Linked DNA regions of Homo sapiens: region 2 is linked to region 1. Evidence: chromatin loops called from intact Hi-C (ENCODE). Cell type or tissue: PC-3. All regions are shown on one strand. Each heading gives the region's core, and the rest is flanking DNA. Links, peaks and the distances in the headings are about the cores only.

Region 1 (4,415 bases), core at 301-4,300:
CTTCTGCGTGCACACAGAAAAGTGAGGGGCAATTTTTTCTTTTTCTGACATGACAGTTTAGAAAGATATTGAAGTATATCAAATCCCTTTTGTGTGTTCTCTATATGTCTTTATTTCAGTTGGCCATTTTATAGAATGATAACCTACAGGTTAGACCAAGATTTCTGAGGACTAATCGTGTGTGTAGAAGTGCTAGCTACTTACTCTTTGTCACTTAATCCTTACCTATGACAACACATTATATTCATATATGATTCATCACTAGGGACCCCTAAGTTTTGCACTCATTAAATGACTATCCCATATTCCCCCAGCTAAAAATTGGCCAGACCCTAGGTCATTATTCTAAGAATGGCTTTATGAATGAAACTATTAGGCTGCCTATATAGAATCTAGTCTCTGTATAAATGTACAGTGAAGAAAGTAATAATCAGTACTACAAATAAGAAAGCAGAAGCTAAACCATACTGGCAAAGGACTGCATGTTTTCAATAGGTGAGACAGAGTACATTAAAAATATTCTTAAAATAAATCAGCTAAAATATTCATTAGTTTGAAAATCAGCCAAATAAAGCCTTTATTATAAATACAAAAGTTTGCCAGGTAATACATGTTCTCAATTTAGTTTCTCCAAGTATGCTCCTCATTCTAATTGAATGATAATTACCTGTGATGGTCCTTAAAAATACATATTTCAGTTCCTACCCTAGACATTGAATTTTCATTTTAATATGGAACTTCCTATGTATATGAGAGCTTAGAAACTACAGCTCTAGTATTGCAGAACTATAAACTCTAGTATACTTTCATCTCTTTACCATTTACTCAACATGCAAATTGTAGCTGAAGTCAGGAGAATGGGAAGATGTTGATGTTTTGGCAAAAATCACACCTTTACACATGTGTATAAATACATTTAGTAAATGAGGATCTCATTGTGCTCCAGGCTGCTTTTATCAGTCAATTTAAATGAAAATAATTATCCGCCTCACATAGCTTTCTTTAAAGGGCTGAGAAAATGCTCAAATAAATTGTGTAAAATATTTACATGGATTTATCAGGGGGCATAGTGTATTTAGAAAATATGAGACAAAAGGTGAAATGTCTGAGATAAACTACAAAGAATTCACACTTAACTTTCTCTCCCTCCCTAGCTTTTATCACTGCAAGTTATATAATAAAGAGGCAAAAAAACCAAGACCTACACATGAAGCCATATAAATGCTTGTTCTAGGCTACTTGGGGCAGGAAATCTGAACTTTCAAAATGAGGAGAAGTAATATTTACGTGGTAAAAATTAAAGTTTTGATCATCTTCTCCCTACTCCCCTTAAATGGTGGTTGGTTTTGCATGATGTTAAACACTTTTTTCTAAGAAATGTGTGAATTAAATAGAATGTGCAACTATGCCAGTCATATTGCCCTAGTGCCTAAACTCTGTATCATTAGTTAATTCTCCTAGAGTGAAAAAAGAAACTCAAAATATAAATAATAATATAATATTTATAATAATATAAATGAATAGTACTTAGCAATTATATAATACCATCAACCAGGTTAATCTTTACAATAAACCTTGAGGTGATTACTGATGTTGCCCTAATTTTATAGATGTAGAAACTAAGGCACATGAGATTAGATTACTTGGCCAACATTATAACTGGTAAGCAGTGGAGTCTAAATTCAAAGGCCAGGTGGCACTAGAACATACATTCTTAATCACTGTACTACAGTGCCTCCTAGGATATAAAGTGAAGCTCTGGAATGGCCTTAAATTTTTGTGTTGGCTTCATTTGTGGGTTCTAGTTGCATGCCCTTCCGCAAATAAATAAGTAGCCAAAATTTTATATACAGTTAAAGAAGGAAGGCAAAATGTTACTTTTTCTCAGGTAAGCTCACAATTAAAGGTGACAGAAGATCCTTTCTTTAAAGTTCTAACTAAAATATTTATTTTGTTTTTGTGGTAAAAGAAAAATAATCATATATTAGCATGGTAATATCTTTATGTGTGGAGGCTGTTTTTTAAAAAATACCAGTGAACTATGGTTTTCTACTGCCTGGCTCCAGATGTCTTCCAAGTGTTAATTGTGGGGCTTAGGAACAAATGTGTAGAATCAGGCTGACCTGTGTTCTAATTATAGCTTGGTATCTTCTACTTGTGTGATTCCAGGTAGCTGTCTCAGTTCCTCAGACTCATAATTTAATTTTTAAAAATAATTTATAACAGTAGCTAAAGGTTACTGCTTGTTTTCTATGTGTAAGAACAGTACTACAAATTTGTCTAAGGTTACTTTATTTAATGCTTTTCAGTGCCTTATGAAGTGCTTGCTTTACAAAATGAGGCATTAAGGATTACAGAAGTTGACATATCTAAGGTCACAAAATTAAAAAGGGGTAGAGATGAGACTTGAGCCCATGATTTAATAGACATAAGACTCAGGATTCTAATTCAAGGTCAGGATCCTGAGACAATAAAAGTTAGCAATAAAATTTTTGATGGCTAGATATTTGGGAAGTAACTCAGAAACTAAGGAGCTGTTGGGACTACATGTAGAATGATGGGACAAAGAACTTGTGTCATACACACGCGACATGTGCGATGAGTGAGGGTTCAGTGCACAGTAGGTTCTTGCCCGCTGTTTGCATGCTGAACCTCAAGACTTTCCATGTAGGAAATAGGGTCACCTTTGGTTTTAGAGATGTGAAAAGCAACAAACTCAACATTCACATTTGGTCTGTCTTGAGAGCCTTACCATATGATAATAACAGCCAGATTTTTCTTAGAAAGTCGTTTGGCTGGAACTGTTCTTCCACTGGTAATCAGAAGATGGCACTGTGAAGTATAGTACAGTCATAACTGTTCTAGAATTAACTCATTCATAGACTGATACACTTGCCTCGAAATTTGTATCTAAAAAAAGTATATAATATGTACTAGATGATATATATAGTATACATATGGTATATATTATATATGGTATAGTATATATCATGTAGTATATAGATTATATATGTAATATATAATGTGTATATGTATTATGTAGTATATATTATATGCATATTTTAATAAATATATTACTCATAGACATCTTTCACTTTTCTGAATACTTATCCTTAAAAATATGGTTATATATAACATATTATATGTTATATACACAGAATATATAAATATATTCCGTAGTATATATTATATGCATATTTTAATAACTATTTTAAATATATTACTCATAGATACCTTGCATTTTTCTGAATACTTATCCTTGAAAGTAGGCTTATTTGGTAACACACTATCATTAGCTTGATTCCAGTAATCACTACAGTGTTTCCTCTATGTCTACCTTTCTCTCGAAGGAGCATAGACTTGCAAATTTAATAATGTATACATTTCCCCTATATATTCTTTTACTTGAGTGACATAACATTAAGTGAATTCTCAAAGACAGCTTTGACAGGTAGTGGGCAATGTGTGAGGGAGACATAATACCTGGCATTTTTATAGTGTTTTAATTTTAATTGTTATACATGCTCATAACTCCTCACAACATCTTATGTAGCAATTCATAATAACCTCATTTTATAGATGGAGAGAATTTTAGTAATGGCAGCCAGGTAGCTTAAACCCAGCGCTCTGAATTCCCCATTCACAACACCAAAGTTGCTTTGGAACCTTGAAAGTTGGGGTGCAAAGGAGGCAGAGTTACCCAATGGCTAGCTCTTATGTCTTAAAGAAAGAAAACGAAAGAGCAGAGTGTACTGAGGATTTAAATTGTGATGCTACCCATTTTTATATTTGGAAGATGAAGCCACAGGTACCAGCCTGGCAGGACTAAAGAAGATGGTGCCTATGCAATGTTTGGCATGTTTTGCCATATTGGCTTTGGTTCTATATTGTCTTGGGTACATTTCATAAGTTCCTGTAAGTACCTGCCTGCAACCCTTGCCACCTTAATCAGTTGAGATTCAGGTTTTTTGGAATGCGTCAGAAAATCCCAAATTACAATGCCTTAAACAAGATATAAATTTAGTTCTCTCACACATAAGTTATGTAACAGGTAGGAAATCCAGGGCTGGCTGGTTCTCCATGGCCAGCAAGTGGGCAAACAGCTGCATTCTAACTTTCATGGGCTTCAGTTACTTTAAACTTCATCAACCCTTACTCTGTTAAATATATATACGTATACCACATTTATATTATATAACATATTGTTTTGTGACTATGTTCATATAAAGAATAAAATATTAATATTATCTACTTCAAGCTAAAAATTCATTTTTAAAAATTCTAATTTTAAAAGAAATTTAAAATATTTGTGGGCCAAGAAAGTATTGTGGACCATTGGCCATTGACTCTGTGCTGCTGTGCCAAGTGGGTAAGTTAGCCATGTCAGTAATGACCCCAGCTCCTTCCAGCTTGTT
Region 2 (4,415 bases), core at 284-4,283, 130 kb after region 1:
TTGAAGGTATAAGCTCAAAATTTTAGGCAAGTAATATAATTCAGAATAAAATATGTTTAAAATAATCACAATTTACTTTTATAAAAAGTTTTATAGAGAAAATATACATTGTTAATGTTGACCTTTTATATATTTAAGTATGATGTTTTCTATCTCATAATGAATGAATTAATATCTCAAGAGGTGGCTGCTTATATTTATAGGATTATATAGCAACTGCATGAATTTATTTTCTGCTCACAAAATGAACCATTAACTTTCTATAAAAGATATACATTAATTACATTCTTATGCTTTGTAATCATCACTCTTGACATCCTTCAAATTTGAAAAAAATTATTAAAATGTATTTTTTTAGTCTAACACACGTGTGTGTGTGTGTGTGTGTGTGTGTATATATAGTCTGTCTATTAAAGGACAATAAAGTCTAAACCTGTTTAACTATTAAAGCAAATAAATGAAGAGCTGAGACTCTGAAGACAGAATTATTGGGTTTTCTATAGCAATCAAACTTACTAGAAGTATGATCTTGAGCAAATTACTTAACCCTCTACTTCAGTCATCTTATATGTAAATGAATTTTTGTGAGAATTATATGAGTTCATGTATGACTTAGAAAAAATAAATCTAAGAACTTAAAGGCAAAATATTGGTGAAACATGGCAATAAAAACAGCATAATTTTCAAAATGTGGCACAGATACCCTGGAAGTACTATTCCATATTACAAGGGTGGTAATGTATACCATAATCAGATACAAACATTATGGTAGAGGTCCTAAACTGGTAGCTCCCATCTAGATTGTCTTTGTATGGCTATCACAGAATTGGTCCACATAGTTTATTTTCATTGAGGTAGTGGCTAAAAATTACATATCAGAAGATAAGCCAAGATATGCCAGCTATCGATAACACAGAGAGATCAAGCATTTTCTTTCTGGTTTTTCAAGATCTCATTCCCTATTTTTTCCCCCATACTGTAACTAAGTATCATCTTCAAGTTCTCCTAGTGTTTTGCATTACTGCTTTTTTAAAGTTAATTTTTTCTGGATTTATAACTTCAAAAAAAAAAAAAAGTAAATGAGCAATAAACTGACCATAGAGCTGTTTGTTTTGCAGCTGATTCTGTTTACTCGTTTGCATTATGAGCCTGGTCAAGGCATTTGAGTTTGCAGGTGCAAGGTGAAAGGGCTTGAGTTCACAAAATTAAAGGCGGTACTGGATTTTGTTATCATTTTTTAAAAACACAACATCAAATAGAATAATTGCTTTATTTATTTTCTGTGACTTGGAACAGATACAGGCTTCTCAGTATGAACCTAGTAAGCATGGATGATCTGTACTGGAGATGAGATGAACACACTTGTTACTCAGCTCAAAATAAATCAGTCTCTCATTTGATCTCTGTTAGTCATAATAATAACGTTAAACATAACCTAAAGATATCCTTGTTACCTTTTACCAGGAAGCGTGGGATGGGGGTGAGGGATGAGACATTATTTAATGGGTAAAATGTACAATGTTAATGAGATGGTTACACTAAAAGTCCAGATTTCACCACTGGTCAACATACCCATGTAACAAAACTGCACTTGTACCCTTTAAATAAATACAAATAAAAAAAAATTATAAAAGATAATGAAATAAATCTACCAATTTCACTTTTTATTTTTGTAAATAAAAAGAAATATGACACTATTTATAATTTGTATAGGAGCATTACCAAAAAAATGCAAACACTTGATCTTATCTTGACATTAAAATGATAAAAATAATTGGCATTAAAAAATTGATTTTTGAACAACATGTTATAAGCAACATGTAAGATTTTAAACCTCAAATCAGAAAAGAGTGTGTGTGTGTGTGTGTGTATTCACAAGTCATAAGAAATAAACACATTTCAATCTACATTAAAATATATTTTGTCACCAAACTAAAGACAGTCAAATGTCATTTTCAGTACATTTCTATGCAAAGTATGCTGTTTATCCTTAAGTAATCAATTTAAATTAAATTAAACTAATGATAACTTGGTTAAAGATGTCAGAATACAGGCATTTCTATCTCACTGTCTTCTATAAAACAACTGAAAACAAAGTTATACATTTTAAAACCTCATCTGTAATGAAATTTGGAGAGAAAAGAAGCTGTCAGACCCTGTGAAACTTGAAACAAATCAACGCAGAGTGCTGGGGAGAACATTTGAGGCCCACAGACAGCGTTGACTAAAAGTGGATCTCAATGCCTTAAGAGGCCCCACAGCAATACTTTACTTGAAATACAAGGCCTGCGGTGCAGGTAGACTTTGCAAGCTGGTCTAAGCACAAGGTGACTCTGCGGAATAACAGCAAAAGTGGAACTGGGGAAAAGTACTGCAGAGACATGCTATCCTTACATATTGTCAGTGTGGTGGCTTGAAGAAATCACACTGGGTGGCAATCTACTCTGGAACTTCTGATTATTGTCAGTCGAGAAAAAATAAATTGACTCAGTTACCTGTAAAAAATAAATAACCTAAAATAAGTGGGGTTTGTCTGGGAACCAGGAAGATTTTTTTATTTGTCCAATGGAACTACACACTGTAAGAGAACACTGATCATTATCTGCCTCATTTATGGTATGATGGCATTCTGAGTCATATCATCATCCCCAATTGGAGACAGTTTCAGCCACAGCATATTTATCAGTTCTCTATCAATACTACTTTTCAACAAATACCTACACTGGTAAAAACATTCCCTATTCAAAACAATAAGTAATTAAATATAATCAACCTGGAGCTAAGGCATAGATAGCATGCTTACTTATAATACAGGGGTTAAGAGGGTGGATTCTGAACCTAGACTGCTTGGGCTCAAATCCAGAGCACTCTGTTATAAAATGAGTGATTTCTCTGCACATCAGATTTTCCCCATTGATAAAGTGGGGGCAAATATTAGCTCATATCATTGTGGGAGTATAAAATGTGATAATATATGTTAAGTACTTCAAACAATGACCACCACAGGGTGTTATTCATCCTTAGTTGATTTACACACGTAAATGCATATCATATTTTCTACATTGGCACAACTAACGTTGTCCACAAGTAACATGAATCCAGCCCACAATCTTCACTTGCCTGGCATACTTTGAAAACTATTAAAATGGTGTCTACACTTCTTTCCTATCACCCTTCAAATAATTCGTCAGAGCTCAGCTCACACACACTTAACCAGAGACATAAGAAAATATAGAAAATAAAGCAAGATTAAAAATAAAATTTTTTACATGAGGTAATATGAAAGAACAGAGGGCAAACAGACATGAAATTCCAACAAATAAAAATGATATAAGCCAATTTTTGCTTATAAAAAAAGATGCTTCAATTGAATTTTAAATATAAAAATTATAGAATATATATTAAAAACTATCAGTGTTAAGGTGATAAAATAGAAAGCTAAAAATGTTGATTAACAGTTTAAAAAGGGAAAATCTTGATGTTACATTAATATATAATCTTTTGGTATAAAATTCAAAATCTTAAAAATCTATAAAACAAAAATTGTAGAGGATGAGCAGAGTGTTAGAAATATAAAAGCATTATAAAATTGTTGTGGGAAGTCAGGGACCCCGAACAGAGAGATCGGCTGGAGCCTAGGAAGAAGAACATAAATTGTGAAGATTTCATGGACATTTATCAGTTCCCCAAATTAATACTTTTATAATTTCTTATGTCTGTCTTTAATCTCTTAATCCCATCATCTTTGTAAGCTGAGGATGTATGTCACCTCAGGACCCTGTGATGATTGAGTTAACTGTACAAATTGTTGGTAAAACGTGTATTTGAACAATATGAAATCAGTGCACCCTGAAAAAGAACAGAATAACAGCTATTTTCAGAGAACAAGGAAAGATAACCATAAGATCTGACTGCCTGTGGGGTCGGGCAGAATAGAGCCATATTTTTCTCCTTGCAGAAAGCGAGTAGGAGAGATATTGCTGAATTCTTTTCCCTTCAAGGAATAACCCTGGGGAAGGAATGCATTCCTGGGGGGCGGTCTATGAACGGCCGCTCTAGGGGTGTCTGTCTTATGTGATTGATAATAAGGACTGAAATATGCCCTGGTCTCCTGCAGTGCCCTCAGGCTTACTAGGATTGGGAAATTCCAGCCTGGTGAATTCTAGTCAGACCGGTTCTGTGCTCTTGCACCCTGTTTCCTGAAGATGTTTATCAAGACAATGAGTGCACAGAGGGACACAGACCCTCATCAATAATTCTAATTTTACCTTTTGCCTTGTGATCTTTTATTGCCCTTTGAAGCATGTGATCCCTGTGACCTACTTCCTGTTCGTACATCCCCTCCCCTTCTAAAATCCCTAATAAAAACTTACTGGTTTTGCAGCTCAGGGTCACCATCATGGTCCTACCAATAT

Evidence for each region. A loop is a pair of places that touch in the nucleus more often than their neighbours do. Peaks named below come from ENCODE experiments on the same cell type or tissue, not always from the same donor. Only the 100,000 strongest peaks of a DNase experiment are listed, where the experiment ranks them.
Region 2: a loop joins it to region 1, with 2.7 times the contacts of the local background. A loop is called at or near these places in 1 of 110 quality-filtered maps.

Annotation. Positions count from the first base shown.
Region 1 is chr11:24,506,490-24,510,904 of GRCh38, forward strand. The region is part of intron 1 of LUZP2 (leucine zipper protein 2); the gene reads left to right. Among named protein-coding and RNA genes, the nearest start is that of LUZP2, 12 kb to the left of the region's middle. In PC-3, for the core only: CTCF peaks have their summits at 1,736 and 2,799 (motif pointing right); no DNase peak of the experiment used is centred there.
Region 2 is chr11:24,633,572-24,637,986 of GRCh38, forward strand. The region is part of intron 1 of LUZP2 (leucine zipper protein 2); the gene reads left to right. Among named protein-coding and RNA genes, the nearest start is that of LUZP2, 140 kb to the left of the region's middle. RefSeq lists an enhancer at 3,958-4,415. In PC-3, for the core only: a CTCF peak has its summit at 2,406; DNase peaks (open chromatin) are centred at 1,470, 2,610 and 2,980; H3K4me3 peaks cover 658 bases; H3K27ac peaks cover 3,712 bases.